2 separate regions of the Homo sapiens genome follow, and region 1 is linked to region 2. A link is an interaction called in ENCODE POLR2A ChIA-PET data of the cell type or tissue named here. Cell type or tissue: OCI-LY7. All regions are shown on one strand. Each heading gives the region's core, and the rest is flanking DNA. Links, peaks and the distances in the headings are about the cores only.

The links. ChIA-PET counts read pairs that join two places held together with the same protein. Peaks named below come from ENCODE experiments on the same cell type or tissue, not always from the same donor. Only the 100,000 strongest peaks of a DNase experiment are listed, where the experiment ranks them.
Region 1: POLR2A ChIA-PET joins it to region 2 with 6 read pairs; 6 of 35 experiments call an interaction of 5 or more read pairs at or near these places.

What each region holds. Positions count from the first base shown.
Region 1 is chr2:218,430,797-218,436,168 of GRCh38, forward strand. It overlaps VIL1 (villin 1), which reads left to right. Exons shown (of 20, transcript NM_007127.3): 10 at 1-82; 11 at 1,061-1,161; 12 at 1,250-1,387; 13 at 1,997-2,155; 14 at 3,730-3,909; 15 at 4,493-4,638. Among named protein-coding and RNA genes, the nearest start is that of VIL1, 14 kb to the left of the region's middle. In OCI-LY7, for the core only: no CTCF peak of the experiment used is centred there; no DNase peak of the experiment used is centred there.
Region 2 is chr2:218,584,406-218,589,777 of GRCh38, forward strand. CNOT9 (CCR4-NOT transcription complex subunit 9) reads left to right here. Exons shown (of 8, transcript NM_005444.3): 4 at 207-316; 5 at 3,181-3,290. It also overlaps the pseudogene RNU6-136P. Among named protein-coding and RNA genes, the nearest start is that of CNOT9, 18 kb to the left of the region's middle. In OCI-LY7, for the core only: no CTCF peak of the experiment used is centred there; a DNase peak (open chromatin) is centred at 2,706; H3K4me3 peaks cover 452 bases; H3K27ac peaks cover 2,263 bases.

The sequences.
Region 1 (5,372 bases), core at 240-5,239, 150 kb before region 2:
GTCTTTCAGCAGCTCTTCCAGAAGTGGACAGCGTCCAACCGGACCTCAGGCCTAGGCAAAACCCACACTGTGGGCTCCGTGGGTGAGGGCCAGGCGGGGGCAGTGAGGGAGCCAGGATCCAGGAGCTGGGCCAGGAGAGCCACTTGGTCCACCACCCACCCTCCTTCCCTGACGTGCATCTTCAACGAAGACTTTTACGCTGGCTCTGGGCTTGTCCTAGCAGATGGGGACGTGGACAAACTCTAGTTGTCACAAAAAGGGAGCTGAGAGGGCTGGGCATGGTGGCACATGCCTGTAATCCCAGCACTTTGGGAGGCTGAGGCGGGTGGATCACCTGAGGTCAGGAGTTTGAGATTAGCCTAACATGGTGAAACCCCGTCTCTACTGAAAAAAAGAACTAATAAATTAGCCAAGCATGGTGGTGCATGCCTGTAACCCCAGCTACTCAGAAGGCTGAGGCTGGAGAATCGCTTGAATTCAGGAGGCAGAGGCTGCAGTGAGCCAAGATCATGCCATTGCACTCCAGCCTGGGCAACAAGAGCGAAACTCCATCTCAAAAAAAAAAAAAAAAAAAAAAGGGGAGCTGTCAGTGATGTGATATTTCATTTGGGATGGGGTTGGGCCTCCCTGAAAACCGAACAGCTTCAGTCTCTTACCAGCCAGTATTTGCTGAGGGCAAGCTCGGTGCCCAGCACCTAGGAGAGGACAAGTAATAGTGTACAGCCCCCAACATTGCACAGCTCCCTATTGAGCTGGGAGACAAGGTCAAGGCTTGAAGTCTGAATGCTGCAGGGGTCAGGACGTAGATCAACAAAGCTAAAGCCTTGCTCTTATGCCTCTCCTGGCTCCCTGGGAGCAGGAGTTTTAGAGGGAGGGAGATGTGGTTCTCTATTGTAGCTCTGCCACATTCTGTGCAACCAGGTAAGCTACTGAATCTCTCTTGCCTCGGTTTCCTCATCTGAAAATGAGTCTAAGAATTGTAGCCACCATTCAGGGCTGTTGTGAGGACCTGGGAGACCTCAGCTGGTGACAGTTGGTTTCATGATTTCCCCCACTCTAGCCAAAGTGGAACAGGTGAAGTTCGATGCCACATCCATGCATGTCAAGCCTCAGGTGGCTGCCCAGCAGAAGATGGTAGATGATGGGAGTGGGGAAGTGCAGGTATGTGAGGGCAGAGAGGCCCGTGCTGGGTGGAGCAGGAATGGTGGAGCCTGTCCTGGACCTCACCCTGGCCTGATACTGGCCCTAGGTGTGGCGCATTGAGAACCTAGAGCTGGTACCTGTGGATTCCAAGTGGCTAGGCCACTTCTATGGGGGCGACTGCTACCTGCTGCTCTACACCTACCTCATCGGCGAGAAGCAGCATTACCTGCTCTACGTTTGGCAGGTCAGGTCCCGCCACGTCCCACCCAGAGCACAGCCGGCTTAGCTCTGCCTTGTACATACTCCTGCTAAGTGGCCATCACCCTTGGGTTGAATACCTCTGGGGATGGGGTGCTCACCCCTTCAAGAAGGACTGCTTTGGCTATGAGGTCCCGCTAGTACCCCCATTCACAGCCCTTTTCCTTTTGGTTCTCTGAGTCTCCCTTCCAATTTTCATTGCCTTCTGCACATTCTTGTCACCTGCTCTGCCCATGGGTTTTTGTGTCTAGATGCGAGGGAGCAGGGAGTGTGTCTAGGACTGAGTGGTGTGGTGCCTGTGATGTCTCCCTGAAGAAGGAGCAGAAAGGAAAGGAGGAGGTTTGGGGTTAAGGCTGGGGTTGCAGGTAGGTCAGGGCTGGGCTGGGTCTGGGAAAGAATTAGGTTTGAGGTTGAGATCAGAACTGAGGTATGGTTCAGATTGGGGTTTTGGCTGTTTCACAGTGGAGTTTGGTGGGGAAGACAATTGGGTTTAGGACCAGTTCAGACTTGAGGATGGAGTTGTTGCTGAGGCTGAGGATGGGGTCAGAATTGGGGGCTGACCCAATCCCACTCACTCCCTCCTGCTCATCCCCAGGGCAGCCAGGCCAGCCAAGATGAAATTACAGCATCAGCTTATCAAGCCGTCATCCTGGACCAGAAGTACAATGGTGAACCAGTCCAGATCCGGGTCCCAATGGGCAAGGAGCCACCTCATCTTATGTCCATCTTCAAGGGACGCATGGTGGTCTACCAGGTGTGGCTGCTGAACTGAGGTGTCTGGCAGTAACCACTGTGGCAAGACAGGCATCCGGGAGATGGAGAAGGGGATGGGTGGTGGGAGCAGGGCTTGAGGTGAAGCCCATTCTTCATAGGAGACTACCCTGGAGGTTCTATCACCTATGTGGAACTGGTAATAGAAACAACCCATTTGGTTACTTTAGAAATACGTGTAATTGGGCCGGGCATGGTGGCTCACGCCTGCAATCCCAGCACTTTGGGGGGCTGAGGCGGGTGGATCACCTGAAGTCAAGAGTTCAAGACCAGCTTGACCAACATGGTGAAACCCCATCTCTACAAAAATACAAAAATTAGCCAGGCATGATGGTGGGTGCCTGTAATCTCAGCTACTCAGGAGGCTGAGGCAGAAGAATCTCTTCAACCTGGGAGGCGGAGGTTGCAGTGAGCCGAGATTGTGCCAATGCACTCCAGCCTGGGCAACAGAGGGAGACTCCATCTTTAAAAAAAGAAAAAAAAAAAATGCCGGTTGCGGTGGCTCTCACCTGTAATCCCAGCACTTTGAGAGGCTGAGGTGGGTGGATCACCTGAGGTCAGTAGTTCAAAATGAGGGCATGCAATGCAGGGGGCACAGCAAGGACAAGGGCCTGGGGGAGAGGCTCCCTGGGGAACATCAGAAGCCTGGTGGAACTGGCCAGGCATGGTGGTTCACGCCTGTAATCCCAGCACTTTGGGAGGCAGAGGTGGGTGGATCACCTGAGGTCAGGAGTTCGAGAGCAGCCTGGCCAACATGGCAAAACTCTGTCTCTACTAAAAATACAAAAATTAGCCAAACGTGGTAGTGCACACTTGTAATCCCAGCTACTGGGGAGGCTGGGGCAGGAGAATGGCTTGAACCTGGGAGACGCTGAGTCAGGATCACACCATTGCACTCCAGCCTGGGCAACAGAGCGAGACTCCGTCTCAAGGAAAAAAAAAAAAAGGCTAGGCGCTGTGGCTCACAACTGTAATCCCAGCACTTTGGGAGGCCAAGGCGGGCGGATCTCCTGAGGTTGGGAGTTCGAGACCAGCCTGACCAACATGAAGAAACCCCGTCTCTACTAAAAATATAAAAATTAGCCGGGCGTGGCAGTGGGTGCCTACAATCCCAGCTACCCAGGAGGCTGAGGCAGGAGAATTGCTTGAACCCAGGAGGCAGAGGGTGCAGTGAGCTGAGATAGTGCCATTGCACTCCAGCCTGGGGAACAAGAGCAAAACTCCGTCTCAAAAAAAAAAAAAAAGCCTGGCAGAGCTAGCTGGAGGGTTTGATGGCAGCAGTGTCTGCAAAGGCAGTTTGCATCTTCGTCATGTGGGGCCTTCAAAGGCAAAGCTGAGGAGCTGGGCTTTAGGCTAGAAGCAATGGGGAGTCACTGAACATTTTTGAAAAGAGAAACGCTGTGATGCAAACAATGTTTTAGAAAGACCTGGTGACGGAGCATCAGAGGAGCTCAGGGGCAAACCTCCCCGCCCTACCCTATCCCCCTCTGTTCCCCATCATCTTCTTTACTAAGTGACTCCTGACTCTCTCTCCCTGTCTTCTGCCCTCACCTGCAGGGAGGCACCTCCCGAACTAACAACTTGGAGACCGGGCCCTCCACACGGCTGTTCCAGGTCCAGGGAACTGGCGCCAACAACACCAAGGCCTTTGAGGTCCCAGCGCGGGCCAATTTCCTCAATTCCAATGATGTCTTTGTCCTCAAGACCCAGTCTTGCTGCTATCTATGGTGTGGGAAGGTGTGTTCAGGGTCTAGAGGCCTCCCCATCCGCAAGTGGGTCCTGGGAGTCCCCCAGTTTCGCAGCAGCCCTAGGTCAGGGCAGGAACCCCTGGCCAACTAAGTTGTGCCTGCTCAATTCTCAGCCGCCTCTGGAGCCCAGTCTCTCCCTCCTCAGTAGCTCTGGGTCTATCCTTCTGCCTCATCAATGACCATCCTCAGATTCTCTGCCTCTCTGTCGGAGTCAGTCTCTCTTGTTCTGTTTCTCTGGCCACCTCCATCTGTCCCTGTGTTGGTCTGTCTTTATGTCTTGGGCTCTCTCTCACTACCCTGAGCCTGTCACTGCCTCTCCTTTGATCTCTGTAAGAAGAATGCATAGCCTCTTGGAGTCCCTCTCGAACCTTGAAAAGACTCTCTAGTTTCTTCTGCTATTCTTTGGAGTGTCAAGGACAGAAGAAAGCATGGAATTGTCCCTGTGTGGCCTGTATACACAAGGTCCTGACCCAGGAGAGCCCTCTTTGACCCCTGAACTCTGGGCAGTGAATGTAGTAGGAGGGTGGAGGTAGGGGTGGCACTAGAAATTAGCCAACTCTTTTTTTTCCTAGGGTTGTAGCGGGGACGAGCGGGAGATGGCCAAGATGGTTGCTGACACCATCTCCCGGACGGAGAAGCAAGTGGTGGTGGAAGGGCAGGAGCCAGCCAACTTCTGGATGGCCCTGGGTGGGAAGGCCCCCTATGCCAACACCAAGAGGTAACTCTCAGGTCCCTCCGCCTCCAGGTTACCAAGGTGGGGGAGCCGCCCAGCATCTCCATCCCTACACCCAGAGCCTACAGCAGGCATGGACTGAGGACTCTGTGTGTCAGGCACTGTGCCAGACCCCCAGGGCTACAAGATGAATAAAGGGCAGCCCATACCCTTGGAGCCTCTTGGCACAGGGGCTGTGTCTGTGCTGCTCACTACAGTATGCCCAGGACCTGGTGGGGTATTTCCTTGGCAAAGGGAATTCCTGGCCATAGGAGGCAGCTCAAAGCAAGGGGCAGGGCTAGAGGTTTGCCTTTCAGTAACAAGATGCCAGAGGCCAGCCTGCTTTTAGGTCCTGACACAGGCCTGGGATGCTGAGGAGCCCCAGCCACAAGCCCTCTTTCAAATGGTTTTGTTTTGTTTTTGTGACAGAGTCTCGCTCTGTCAACTAGGCTGGAATGCAGTGGTGCAATCTCAGCTCACTGCAGCCTCTGCCTCCGCCTCCCAGGTTCCAGCAATTCTCCTGCTGCAGCCTCCTGCGTAGCTGAGATTACAGGCGCCCACCACCGTGCCCGGCTAATTTTTGTATTTTTAGTAAAGACAGGGTTTCACCATGTTGGCCAGGCTGGTCTTGAACTCCTGACCTCAGGTGATCCACCTGCCTCAGCCTCCCAAAATGCTAGGATTACAGGTGTGGGCCACGGTGACTGGCTCAAATGGTTTTTCTAGAGAATATCCATGAT
Region 2 (5,372 bases), core at 160-5,159:
GACATTGCCACATGTCCTCCAGGGGGCAAAATTTACCCCATTTGAGAACCATTGGTTGAGACTAATGACCAGTAACATTGTTTTCCTAAGGATTCCTTGCTCTGACAATGTTAAGGCCTTACAGAATTAACCACCTAGAAATTTGAAAGTTCAGGATCCTTAGAAATCAACCCTGGGCTGTGAATGTAATTATTGTTTTCTTCCAGGTCAGCGTTTCTCGCAGCACACATCCCACTTTTTTTGTACCCCTTTTTGCACACTGTCAGCAAAACACGTCCCTTTGAGTATCTCCGGCTCACCAGCCTTGGAGTTATTGGTAAGTTATTAGAATTGTTTTGCAAGCCTGAAATACTCACAGTAGTAGTCTAAGTTGGGTGTTTTGTCTTGCCGGTTATGATTTTTGTACACCAGTCATTCATTTTTGTCTTTGAGGTTGTCTCATTCACTAATCAATAAGTATCAGGAACATGATGACTCCTATCAAGCACTCTTCTAAGTGTTGTTAATAAGACTTTGAGATCCAACATTTGGGATTAAATTCAGCATATATGTGGAAACATTTGCTGGAATTGTAGGGAGAGTAAAGCATAAGAACTTGATTCAATATATAAAGAGTATTATTAAAGGAATAAGAGTTTAAATTTGGGACTTCTCCTCTTCCCTTCTCTCTTCTCTTCTCTTCTTTTCTTTTCTTTTCTTTCTGATAGGGTCTTGCTGTGTTACCCAGGCTGGAATTGAACTCCTAGGCTCAAGTGATCCTCCTGCCTCAGCCTCCCAAGTAATAGGGACCATGGGCACAGGCACACACCACTGTCTTTTTTTGTTTGTTTGTCTTACTTCTAATACCGGAATGCTTCGTATATCTGAAATGCCCTAAGAATATGCATGTCAAATACACTAAGCATTCTGAAAACCTGTAATTCTCCCATAACTCCAGGAATATGAATCTGTCAGTTCACCCAGTTAAATTTTTTCATCTACTTTTTTTTTAGTCTCTACTAAAAAAATAATGCAAAAATCAGCCGGGCGTGGTGGCATGTGCCTGTAGTCCCAGCTGCTGGGGAGGCTGAGGCAGGAGAATCGCTTGAACCTGGGAGGTGGAGATGCAGTGATTGCAGTGAGCCAAGATCACGCCACTGCACTCCAGCCTGGGCGGCAGAGGGAGACTCAAAAAAAAAAAATTAAATTTCCATGTACTAGCAATGAACAATAGGAAATTTATTTTTTATTTTATTTTTTTTTTTTTTTTTTGAGACAAGGTCTTGCTCTGTTGCCCACTCTTGAGTGCAGTGGCATGATCATGGCTCACTGCACCCTCAAACTCCTGGGATCACACAAATCCACCCACCTCAGCCTTGAGAAGCTGGAACCATAGGCACATGCCACCACACCTGGCTACATTTTTTTATTTTTTTGTAGACACAAGGTCTCACTTTTTGTTGCCCAGGCTTGTCTCAAACTTCTGGGCTCAAGTGGTTCTCCCACCTTGGCCTCCCAAAGTGCTGGGATTACAGATGTGAGCCACTGCACCTAGCTGAAATTTTTTTAAACTGCCATTTATAACAGCACCGAAATGTGAAAATTTGGGTATAAATCTTTAAAAATATATGCATGATCTATAACTAAAAACTACAAAACTGATTTCTAATGAAATAAAATGCAGAGATAAACCATGTTCATTGATTGGTGTATCAATGATTCAGTATTGTTAAGTTGTTCATTCTCCCCAAACTGATCTATAGATTCAGAGTAATTCCAACAAAATCCCAGCAGCACTTTTTTTAGAAATTGGCAGGCTGACTGCTATGGACTGAATTGTGTCCTCCCCAAAATTTCATGCTTTGAAACCCTACCCCCTCATGTCATGGTATTTGGAGATGGGACCTTTGAAAGATAATTAGGTTTAGATGAGGACATGGCCCTCATGAGGTTAGTATTCTTCTAAGAAGAGACACCAAAGAGCTTGTGCTCCCTCATTCGCTCTCTGCCATGTGAGGACATAGTGAGAAGCTGGCCATCTACAAGCCAGGAAGAGAGACTTTACAAGAACTATACCATACCATGCTGGCACCCTGATCTCAGCTTTTTTTTTTTTTTTTGTGAGACAGATTCTTGCTCTGTTGCCCAGGCTAGAGTGCAGTGGCATAATTTTGGCTCACTGCACCCTCCGCCTCCTGGGTTCTAGCAATTCTTCTGCCTCAGCATCCCGAGTAGCTGGGACTACAGGTGCGTGCCACCACACCCGGCTAATTTTTGTATTTTTAATAGAGACAGGGTTTCACGATGTTGGCCAGGCTGGTCTTGGAACTCCTGACCTCAGGTGATCCAGCTGCCTCAGCCTCCCAAAGTGCTGTGATTACAGGTGTGAGCCACTGTGCCCAGCCTGATCTCAGACTTTCAGCTGCTAGAACTATGAGACAATAAATTTCAGTTGTTTAAGCCACCAGTCTATGGTATTTTGTTATGGCAGCCTTCTAATAGACTGATCCTAAGATTTATATGGAAAGCCAAAGGAACTAGAATATCCAAACATTTCTTTAAAAGAACAAAGTTGGAAGACATATACTACCTGAGTTCCACACCTACTGGAAAAATATAGTAGTCAAGGCAGTGTAATACTGGAGAAAAGAAAGATTTACAGACCATTGGAGCAGAATGAAGAGTCCAGAAATAGACCCACACATATATGGTCAGTTGATTTTTGACAAAGGTACAAAGACAATTTAGTGCAGAAAGCTTTTTTTTTTAGAGAGAGTCTGTCACCCAGACTAGAGTGCAGTGGTGCAATCTCAGCTCACTGTAACCTGTACAGGTTCAATTGATTCTCCTGCCTCAGCTTCCCGAGTAGCTGGGATTACAGGAGCCTGCCACCATGCCTTGCTAATTTTTGTATTTTTAGTAGAGACGGGGTTTCACCATGTTGGCCAGGCTGATCTTGAACTCCCGACCTCAAGTGATCTGCCCGCCTCGGCCTCCCAAAGTGCTGGGATTACAGGTGTGAGCTACTGCGCCGCCCTCTTCCTTTTTTTTTTTAATACGAGTGTGAATCTGATTCCTTTAACAAACCCCAGTTTGTGTTCTGTTATTTAAGTTCACAACTCACTGGATAAACAGTTCGAAGTTAATGTTAACTGGAAACCCTAACTGTAAAATAATTTTGTTTGTCCTTATTTTCTTTAGGGGCCCTGGTGAAAACAGATGAACAAGAAGTAATCAACTTTTTATTAACAACAGAAATTATCCCTTTATGTTTGCGAATTATGGAATCTGGAAGTGAACTTTCTAAAACAGTATGTACTTTTAACTTAGATTTTACATTGTGTTGACTCTTAAGCTGCTTCCTTATGGTCCTGGGATCATTTTCTCTCTTCAAGCTTTTGAAATTTGTATGAATATTTTCTGTTTTGAATAAAAATTATTATGAAACAATTATTGAAAAACCCAAACCATTCAGAAGAAAATCAAGTTAAACACTAAATTTCTTTTCTCCAAACCCACATCTCACTCCACAGGTAAATTCTAAGTATATTATTACGGTTTCATTTTTTTAATTTTAAAATTTCAATCCTGCTCCTTCTATAACCGGGCTTTTTTAAAATACATAATCAATTATATGTACTTGAGCTTCTGCTTACTATGTACTTTAACCATGAATGACAACATGACAAGGTACAGAATTCTTACTCATTGTACAGAATTCTTACCTCATTGTTCTGTCTCAGACCTCCATTGCCATAGTCCTTTTGTCTTCTAACATTGAATATTGCAGAGAAGTCTCAGGGTCAGCCTAATTCTTTCCTTTTTTAGGTGAACTTACTTTTTTGTGTGGTTACCTACAAGTGTCTTTTATTATTTTTAAAGTTCATTTGATAATCATATATCTTTTTTTTTTTTTTTCTCTGAGATGGAGTCTTGCTGTGTCACCCAGGCTGGAGTGCAGTGGTGTAATCTCAGCTCATTGCAACCTCCGCCTCCCGGGTTCAAGCAGTTCTCCTGCCTCAGCCTCCCAAGTAGCTGGGACTACAGGCATGTGCCACCATACCCAGCTAATATTTGTATTTTTAGTAGAAATGGGGTTTCACTATATTAACCAGGCTGGTGTTGAACCCCTGACCTCAGGTGATCCGTCCGCCTCAGCCTCCCAAAGTGCTGGGTTTACAGTCATGAGCCACTCCACCCGGCCTTTTTTTTTTTTTTTTTTTTTTTTTTGAGATGGAGTGATGTAATCTCAGCTCGCTGCAACCTCCACCTATCAGGTTCAAGCAATTCTTCTGCCTCAGCCTCCCACGTAGCTGGGACTACAGGCACACACCACCACTCCTGGCTAATTTTTTTTTTTTTGTATTTTTAGTAGAGATTGGGTTTTGTCATGTTGGACAGGCTGGTCTTGAACTCCTGACCTCAGATGATCCGCCCACCTTGGCCTCCCAAAGTGCTGGGATTACAGGCGTGAGCCACCTCACCCAGCCTCAATTTTTTTCTGAAAGAGCATATTACTTGTGTCTTTTTTGTTGATTTGTATATTTTTCTCTTTTATTCGTTCAAGTCTCTTGGTTCAACATCAGTTATGCTCTATTATCTGTCTTTCATATTTTTTTCTCTAATCACTTTCAATTTTTAAATTTCATATTATTTGATTTTTTTCAAGGTTACTTTTCCATACTGCTGACAATTTTGGGTAGTATTCAACCTCTGCTCTAAAATTTGCCTTGTCACATTAAATTACTTTTTTAGTCTAACAAATATTTTATTCTTGAGTTGGGTGTAAGCAGGTATAATGATTTTTTTGGCTTTTTACTTTTAAATATATATATATGGAATGCTTCATGAATTTGTGTATTATCTTCGCACAGGGGCCACACTAATCTTCTCTGTGTTGTTCCAATTTTAGTACATGTGCTGTCTAAGTGAGCACTGGTTTTTTAATTTTTAATTAAATTATTTATTTATTTAGAGACAGGATCTCTGTCTGTCACCCAGGCTGGAGTAGAGAGGCATGGCTCACTGCCGCCTCGACCTCCTAGGTTCAGTTGATCCTCCCACCTCAGCTTCACAAGTAGCTGGGACCACATGCCTGCTCCACCACACTCAGCTAATTATTTTTATTTTTTGTAAAGACAAGGTCTCCCTATGTTGCCTGGGCTACTCTTGAACTCCTGGGCTCAAAGGATCTTCCTGCCTTCTGCCGTAGTACTAGGAGTACAAGCATGAGCCACTGTGCCTGACCAATTTATTGTTTTTAAAGAGACAAGGTTTCACTATGTTGCCCAGGCTGGAATGCAGTGGCTATTCACAGCCATGATAATGGCACACTATAGCCTTGAACTCCGGGGCTCAAGCAGTCTTCCCACTTCCCTCTCTGGAGTAGGTAG